Regions from separate parts of the Homo sapiens genome. Here region 2 is linked to region 1. A link is an interaction called in ENCODE POLR2A ChIA-PET data of the cell type or tissue named here. Cell type or tissue: GM12878. All regions are shown on one strand. Links, peaks and the distances in the headings refer to the core of each region. The heading gives the core; the rest is flanking DNA.

Region 1 (6,682 bases), core at 1,950-4,449:
GGACTACAGGTGCCCGCCACCACGCCCGGCTCATTTTTTGTATTTTTAGTAGAGACGGGGTTTCACCGTGTTAGCCAGGATGGTCTCGATTTCCTGACCTCGTTATCCGCCTGCCTTGGCCTCCCAAAGTGCTGGGATTACAGGCGTGAGCCACCGCGCCCGGCCTAAATAGTGGACTTTCTAAATCTCCAGTCTCACTGTTTTCTTCTCTCCACCATTCACCCCTATACCCCAACCGTTCAATTTCTTACTGTTCTGTACACACCGGGCCCTTTCACAGCTGAATGCCCATATAAAGACTATTCCTTCTGTAAAGGCAGCAAGATGTAATCAGGTTCCTACAAAATATCTTTGTTGGCATGTAGACGCCATGGAAATTAGCTAGGTTACTTAATTTCTCTAAGCCTCAGATTCTGGCACCTTTAATAATGACAATGTCACCTACCTAAAGGACTGTGGTAATATTGGAAATAATAAAATCACCTGAACACATTTAATCATCATAACAATTCTATGAGGCAGCTATCCCCAATTTATAGGTGAGGAGATACAGATCGATTGAGTAGCTTGTCCAAGGGCACATAATTAAGTGGCAGAGCAGGGCTTCAACCTGGCTGCCCCAGAGTCAATGTTGATTATTGTTATGCTATCTGTTTCACTAAGTTTGGGTCTATCTCAACTCCAGTGTCTTTATTAGAGATGTGAGGAGCTGACTAGATGATCAAGTTCCTTCCAATCTAATATTCTGTTTCTAATTAAAGGCTTATGGCTCAGGCAAGAGCTTCACTGGGTCTGCCTTCTGTCAGTGTCACAAGGAGATAGTGTAAGGAGTGGTCCCTATGAGTTGATACTTCTTCTCAGAGGAACACAAAAGATAATGGGGGAGGAAAACTCCAACAGATTCCCTTTTCCTTGAACCTAGGTGACACCCTATTATTTTCCACCCAGTTACTATCAGAGTTTACTGGTTACCAGCATGACCAACAGCAAGAAGGGGAAGATGAGACAGTTTTAGCAGTTACTTCCTTTCCCCTTATTTCTACAGCAAATTTGAACTTCATGGCCTCTTTCCCACCAAAAGCCTATCACTAAATTTAGCATAATCTTAGTTTAATTATTCTTGGTTTTTATTTTTATGAAGAGTATCACACACTCTTCATAAACATTAAAAGCCTAACATAAAATTTAACAATTCAAAGAAAACACATTTTCAACATAGCTATAAAAATATATCCATTAAAAAATGGGCATATCATGAACAAAGGTCTTAATACTCAAAAAAATCTCCATTAAGCACTACACCATGCTAGGCACTAGTTTATTCACTGAGAGTAAAGCACTGACCAAAATATGGTCATTTACTCTTGTTGGAGCTAACATCATGGTAAATAGACAAACAATTAAGTGAAATATATATGCAGGTATGTTAAAAATTTTTGATTTGCTTATATTCTAAACTGAGCAATAATGGCTAAAACTGAGTTGTATATTTAAGTAGTTTTGAATTATGAATAATAACTCATAGCTATCACAGTATCTGCCATTGTTAAAATTGTTAACATTTTCAGAAAGAAGGGACAATAGCATTTACTGGATACTTATTTTGTGCTGTTAGACACTGGAATGTATGTATCTTAAGATGCTTTCTTGAAAGACAGGTAAAATGACCTTAGGGACATGAATTCTAGAATAGATCAATTTTAACCTATAGACTAACTCCTTTGTTGGAATAATATCTTTATATGCTGTAATTTTACCACCAAAAGGTCCTTCTAGGATAATAAGCGCCCTAGAACCATATAAAGAGAATATTTTGATAAACGCATCCAGATTCAAAAGCAGTGATTTTTCAAGGTGTGGTAGCTCTAAGTAGTATACCCATCATATCTGCTTTTACAATATAAACCCCCAAAAGAAAAGTGCCATAAAATCTTGGCTGATTTATCTAAAAAATAGAGGGTTAAAGCATAGTAAGGGCATAGGTCAAAAAAAGGTCAAGAAATAGAGCCCTAGAGATAAATACAAGTATGTTAAAATATACGTATAAAGGAATAGGAAGATGCCAAAAGCAGTCTGTTTCAAAAGTCTGCCTAGGGTCAACCCTAGACCCTGAAAAGACAAAATTAATACTTTTGATTTTTTTCTCCTAAGACCAAGGGAGGCTCAGTCCTAACACTAAAAGTTTAGCAATACGAATATTTATGAGTTAAATCACAGAATGAGTTAAATAGGCTTACATGCATTGGCTTGGGAAACTCTATCCACATAGTGTACACTGTTCCTTCAGGAAAATATAGCTTAAATTACAAGTAATCAATTTAGGGACTCTTGGAATACAACTCTACTCAGTAGTTGGCCTGAATCAAACGATTCCATTTATTTCATGATTACAATAATCAATGTTTCCACAATATCCTGCAAAATTGCAGAATTTTATAACAACTGCATAAGTGAACTGTGCCAAAGATCAATGATAAGTAGCTGACTGAAGTCTACATTTTGTGGCTTAACCAGCACCAGTTTGGCTACCATCAAGCAACGCTGGCAGAGCTGCTTAAGAAACTAATATTCCGACACTGCCATCTGTATTATATAAATGGCTATTTTTGTTCCTTGAACTTTATTTTGGGTATGATAATGTGGAAGAATGTAAGCTACCTCTTAGGGTACATTCTGATGATGTCAAGATGAGTGCTCTCATTCTGGATCTCTGAATTCTCCACACAGAGAAGAGCAGTAGTAGTTCCTATGGCTATTAGTTAGCCTGGAAACTTTACACATGTGACCAGTGTGACCAAGTTCCCTTCAGTCTTTAGGTCACTGGAAAAATCTAGTAAAAAATCAAAACGAAACGCCAAAAACCCATTCACTTGAAACAAGTCTCTCAATAGCTGAAACTTTCTTGACAGAGTGTTTTTGTCCTGGCATTACAATCCATACAGGCAAAGAAAAAAACCAATGTGCGATGCACATTGATAATACAAAATTATTTTATAGGTCTCAAATTATACATAATTCATAGCGAATAGATGTTAGGAACACACAAAAATGATGTTAGCAAAGTCAGAAAAAGAATACGTATATAAAATGAATACTAGAAAAATAATCAGCTCACCAGCACATCCCTCATTAGGGCAGCTATTCACTGCAGCTATCCCTCTCCCCTCCATGTCTATCCAGGCTCCTACAGATGTCTGAACTAGTTACTCTACCACAGAACAAATCTCTCCACAGCAACTGCAGAACATGTAGGTACTCCAAATCAAATCAATCCTAGTTGACTTCAAAATTATATAATTAATTCTGTTTTCATAATGATGAAAAGCTCTAGGAAAGCTATACAGCTTCCTTTTATGTCTTTAATAAAAAAACACCAATTTATGATTTATTGTAGAAAACATACATTATAGGAAAGAATTAGTATCTTTTTTTTGAGATGGACTCTTGCTCTGTTGCCCAGGCTGGAATGCAGTGACGTGATCTCGGCTTGCTGCAACCTCCACCTCCCAAGTTCAAGTGATCCTCTTGTCTCAGCCTCCTAATTAGCTGAGACTGCAGCTGCATGCCACCATACCTGGCTAACTTTTTGTATTTTTAGTAGAGATGGGGTTTCACTATGTTGGCCAGGCTGGTCTTTAACTCCTGACCTCAAGTGAGCTGCCCGCCTTGACCTCCCAAAATGCTGGGATCACAGAAATAATTAGTATATTTAAAAATAGCAAAACCCAGAGTTTGGGCCTTACATAAAGAAGAAATGAGTCAGAAACTAGCCTACAGTTTGAATGACATATATTAGTTCCAGAAATTGTAAAATTTCTGGACAACTCCCTCCTTTACACTTTTAGTATTCTAAACATCACTGTATAATAGTGTATTTATAATAGTGTATTATTTGTTTACATTCCTAATTACTCCCTACTACACTATAAATTCCTTAAAGACAGATATCACATATTATTCATCTCTATTTCTCCACTCTCCAGTACAATATCTGACATACAATAAATGCTCAATAAGTGTTCCTTAAATAAACTAGAAGTATAACCTCAGTTGAAATACATAAACCTCAACTCCCAATTCTAACACACCCATGTGTGCATAGTTACATATATAAAAGGGATAGGTGCTATTTTAATTTTCTCTTTATAAAGATGGTATTTGATTTGAGAACTAGAAACCTTGTATTGCATAACAGAGAGCTACACAGTTTTCCAGGGAGTAGTAACATCAACTTGATCTTAATCACAAAGTAATGCCTCTCAGCTAAATATGGTAGATATTATGAAACTGATGTCATGGGGCTTTAATTCTCAAACTGAGGTGATCTTGTAGAAAACAGAGAAATGTCTTAAATAATTCTGAAACCCATTCTATATAACTTCTAAAGAGATTTTAAAAAAATCACTATTAAGCAACATTCATCACCACTAATTGTTTGCCATGTGCCAATAAGTTGTGCTAAGCATTTTGCTGTATCTCATGTAACCTCAATGATATGAGGAAGGTATTATTACCCTATTTTACTAAGAAATATTTTTTAACTATTAGGAAAAAAACCTTAGCTTTAGAGATGATCTGAACCAATGTTCTCATTTTACATATTAAAAAAACAAGAGGATGAATATAAAGAAATTAGTGTTATGCAGGCAGATATCTGGTATGTAGGAACAAAAGGGCACAGAGGAAAATATACCAACAAAGGCAAACTTAGGAAAAGGTCTAATCTGTCTAAGAAATGGTCAGAATTCATCTTATTAGATAATTGACACAAACTAGGCTAGGGAAGGAGGTTTTGACTAAGCTGTGTATTAAATAATTGATATTTTTTTCCTGAAAGGATTAGGGAAACTAACAGGTGATAATAAAGGTGACTATTTTTATAGCAGCAGCTACCATTCATTAAATCTTTGAGAATTAATGCAGGTTTTATGTCCAAAACTTCCCAGGATTCAAATGCATTCCTATGGTCCCAAAGCCAGTGCTACTCTTAACTTCTATGTTACAATGTCTCCTGCAAAAGACCCTGGCAGGAGAGTGACATGATTATACTTTCTCATAATAAAATTGATTATACATATTTAGGAAAAAGAGCTATTATATATTAAAGAACATGCACTGTTTGAAACTTATGATGTAAGTGAAGACCTGTGAACTACAGAAACCACTATTCACTGGGAGGCCCTGAAGGCAATCTCACAACCAGTTAACCAAAATGGAACTCATTTACCATCCTCTCAATACATTTTCTTTTTGGTTCAGCATCTCTCAATTATCCACAGTATTAAAGAAAACAGAACTCCAGACTTAACTGTCTAGCTGTACTGCCACCATTATTTCTACTTTTCATTTTTACCCCAGTTACAAGTGTTAAGTAGCAAAAGTGGCCAACCTGAACTGTACTTAATAACAAAGAATATGAGTTTGGAATGAAGACAGACTGGTTTCTCCATTTACCACCTACACAACCTAAAACAAGTTACTATTATTTATCATTTCCATTTACCTTCAAAACAAACACTCCTACTGGAAGCAAGATGTTTTATTGTGAAACATCCACATTAAAAGGTTGTGAGGAAGTGATTAAAGGTGTTTATTCTCACAGGATGCTTCAGTGAAATGAAAATTTCCTAGTCTGACATTTTAAGAAATGGAGACTTCCCACATGAAGCCAAAGACACCTGGTACTATATTCAATATATCCTTAATGAAGGAAGGGGGTCCACAAGGCCTTCAGTAATGAAAGAGTCAACAAGAAAGGGGAGAACTGTTAAGATCTACCCACATAGAAAAGCAGAGGACAAAGTCCAAAGTAGCTTCCATTTAATATCTTAGAAGAGTTAGGTATAATGATAAGTAAAAGAAGTCAGACACAAAGAATATATACCACATTATTCAATTTCTATGAAGTCTAGTAACAGGGGAAATTAAATTATAGTGATGGAAGTCAGCAAAGTGGTTACTTTCAAGTGGAGAGAGGAAGGATACTATTTGGGAAGAGGCGCAAGGGAGCCTTGTGGGATAATAAAAATCTTCTATATCTATACTTGATGTAGGTAGTGGTTTCAGGAGCACACACATATGTAAAAATTCATTTGGCTGAGCACTTATGATCTGGGCATTTTACTTACAACAATACATCAATCATAGGGGATGGGGTCAATTCAGAACAAGGACCATAAAACTCCTGCAAGATTTTATAAACTGTCTAACTTTTTATAGTTTTACAATTTTGTTGCCATTGACCTATTTCTCTATGGTGACAAGCAGTAAATTTGTTATAAACATAAGTTCAGTGTTTCTTTGTAAGTAGCTAGGAAGGAAGAAGCTGGGCAGTCTATATGGCCTTCTGTAGCTAGGTCTTAGGGGGCTAGAAACAGAAAGAACCCAGGAAGTGTTGGTGTACACAAGTAGACACAAGGATAGAAGAACATGGAGAGACAGTTGGGCTTGATAGGAAATAAGAATCCCAGATGTTCTCAACAGTTAATAATTTATCTACATACTGTAATAAAATCCCTGATGTCCTGTAGATACTCACTAAGCTTTATAAACTTGGTTAAAAATACACTCACTTTTTCCAACAGAATTTTTAGAAATTATTTCCTCGCAAATCAATCTGATTATAAAATCTAACTTTAAGCTTGATTTTACCATGGTAAAGCTAACTTTACCATAACCATCA
Region 2 (2,500 bases), core at 1-2,500, 51 kb before region 1:
TGCTGGAGGGGTTGTCAACATCAGTAAGGGTTCAAGGTACACCAACCAAGTGCTGGCTGAGAATTGCTAGCATTGGAACACATTGGTTGACAGTGCAAAGCCTGAAACTCATGTTGAAATTTAAATTTTTGAGTTTCTAAACACACAGGCTTCTGAAAGGAAACCATTTTTTAGTATTTCAACACTTTTTCCTTCTTTCATGTGACTTTAATTGTAAAACAGGAATCACTTAAGAAATTATCAAACTGTTTTGGTTTTTCTATGAATTTAGGCTGTCTCCCTAATAAACAGCATGTTTATCTGGCACTTAAAGCTGAGAACAAAACGGTAAAGCTGGAACAATTAAGTAATTATGGGCTATTAAAACCTCAGGTCTTTGGAGATGAGATCATGGACACAAGAGTTGGTGGGCAAGACAAAAAAAAAAGTCTTTTTTTTTAAATGAAATACATGACTCCTTTTATCTTCCTTTGGGAGTCTTATTTCATAGCCATTTCATTTATTTGCAGTAATGGAGGTAGAGATAGCAGGGATAAATGAAATCCAAAAATGTTTCTCCACCCTGAGTTTCACCCCAGGTTTCACCACCTCATTCACGGGAGCTGCAAATGAGTAAGGCTGCCAACTGACTAGAGTTTCATCCCCACCCACCTGTGGTGGAGGTGCTAAGAAGCCCTGAGAGAGTCGAGGCAGAGCCCAGATCCTCAAGTGATATCTTAGGGCTGCTGAGGACTCCCCAGCAGTGTTGCAGAACGAACCCCACTCAGATCCTCAGCTTTGGAAACAAGAGCCCCTACTAACCACAGGGAATGGTTGCAACTGTGTTGCTGCTTAGCCAGGGTGGCTGAGTGTCAGTCATTGTAAGAGCCCATGCACACACATCAGCAGACAGCCAAGAAGTCAGAGCTCCTCGCCCACTTCCTGAGCAGGCAAAGTGAGAGAAGTTCATCTCAGTGCCCACAGTGGGGCTGCCAGACTATGCCTGAGAGCTGTGACAAGGGCAGCGGCCATGGGGAATTGCACTTCAGCCTTGCCCCATATACACGGGAAAGGCACCAAACCACACTGAGGTCTAAGGAGGGAGGTGTTCTGGGAGGGAGAGAGAAACACAAGCTCATGCTACGGAAAGAGAAACAGGAACTGCAAAGGGAGGCCATTTGTTACTCAGGCCAACAACATCTCATTTGAGGTTGCCATCCTACTAGCACTTTAGCAAGTCTCTCATTCAGTCAACAAATATTTACCGGGTCCCACTGTGTGCCAGGCACTGGGAATTCAGCTGAGGACAAAACAGACAAGGCTGTCTGCTGTCCTGGAGCCCACATTGTAACAGGATGCAGACAGGCAGTGAATAATAAGCATAATAATAAGCAAATCGCATAGTAGGCTAGAAAGTGATCGATGTTAGGGAGAAAAGGAAAAAGTAGAGCCTGGGGATAATGGAGTGTTGGGGCTCTCAGGGTAGTAGGTCAGGCTGCAGAGCTGAGTAGGTTCTTACTGGGAAGATGAGATCTGAGCAGAGACTTGCAGGAGGTGAGAATGAACCATGTGGAGCTCTGGGCAGAGGGAACAACCTGTGCCAATGCCCTAAGGTGAGGATATGCCTGGCACAGTGAAGGGTCTTCAGGAAGGACACTTGGCTGGAGCTGACTAAGCAAGGGGGAGGGATGCTCAGAGGATGCAGAGGCGGAGGCCAGGCCACACAGGGACTCATAGCTGTTGGAAGAACTTAGACCTTTTTTCAGCCCAAGTAAAATTGGGAGCCATCACAGGATCTTGAGCCAAAGAGAAACATGATCTGATTTCCTATTTAAAAGGGTCATTCTGTCTGCTAGAAGTTTTATTTCCTCTGCTGGGATTCTATCAAGGTCAGTGTTAAAGGAGTTACCACCCGGGCAAGGTGGCTCATACCTGTAATCCCAGCACTTTAGGAGGCGGAGGTGGGCAGATGGCTTGAGGTCAGGAGTTTGAGACCAGCCTGGCCAACATGGTGAAACTCTGTCTCTACTAAAAATACAAAAATTAGCTGGGTGTGGTGGTGTGCACCTGTAGGTCCAGCTACTCGGGAGGCTGAGGCAGGAGAATCATTTGAATCCAGGAGGTAGAGGTTGCAGTGAGCTGAGATCACGCCACTACACTCCAGTCTGGGTGACAGAGTGAGGGAGACTCTGTCTCTGAAAAAAAAAAAAATGTTGAGTTAACTTGTAACTACTGTACTATTTCCTTTGCATGCAAACAGCTGCCAATGGAATACCTACAGAACTGAAATGATAGGAGGAAAAAAAGCCAAACCTAAGTGGTTGAAACAAGCAGACCATTCAGCTTCTGCCACACTTACAGATTCCCAGCAGGTGCTCCCAGTTCAGGGATCCTTCAACACGTGTTTGTTACAAATGAAGGATGGACATTATGCTTCCATGACTGATCATGTCAAATTCTGCCTTCTATTCTTCTATTAGGACCCTCAATCCCCTCAAAAAAGAGGAAAGGATGAATGTTA

What was found. ChIA-PET counts read pairs that join two places held together with the same protein. Peaks named below come from ENCODE experiments on the same cell type or tissue, not always from the same donor. Only the 100,000 strongest peaks of a DNase experiment are listed, where the experiment ranks them.
Region 2: POLR2A ChIA-PET joins it to region 1 with 5 read pairs; 5 of 35 experiments call an interaction of 5 or more read pairs at or near these places.

What each region holds. Positions count from the first base shown.
Region 1 is chr7:8,071,436-8,078,117 of GRCh38, reverse strand. All of the region lies in intron 6 of GLCCI1 (glucocorticoid induced 1), which reads right to left. Among named protein-coding and RNA genes, the nearest start is that of GLCCI1, 110 kb to the right of the region's middle. In GM12878, for the core only: no CTCF peak of the experiment used is centred there; no DNase peak of the experiment used is centred there.
Region 2 is chr7:8,124,478-8,126,977 of GRCh38, reverse strand. The region is part of intron 13 of ICA1 (islet cell autoantigen 1); the gene reads left to right. Among named protein-coding and RNA genes, the nearest start is that of ICA1, 140 kb to the left of the region's middle. RefSeq lists a silencer at 698-757 and an enhancer at 1,354-2,146. In GM12878, for the core only: no CTCF peak of the experiment used is centred there; a DNase peak (open chromatin) is centred at 967; H3K27ac peaks cover 2,205 bases.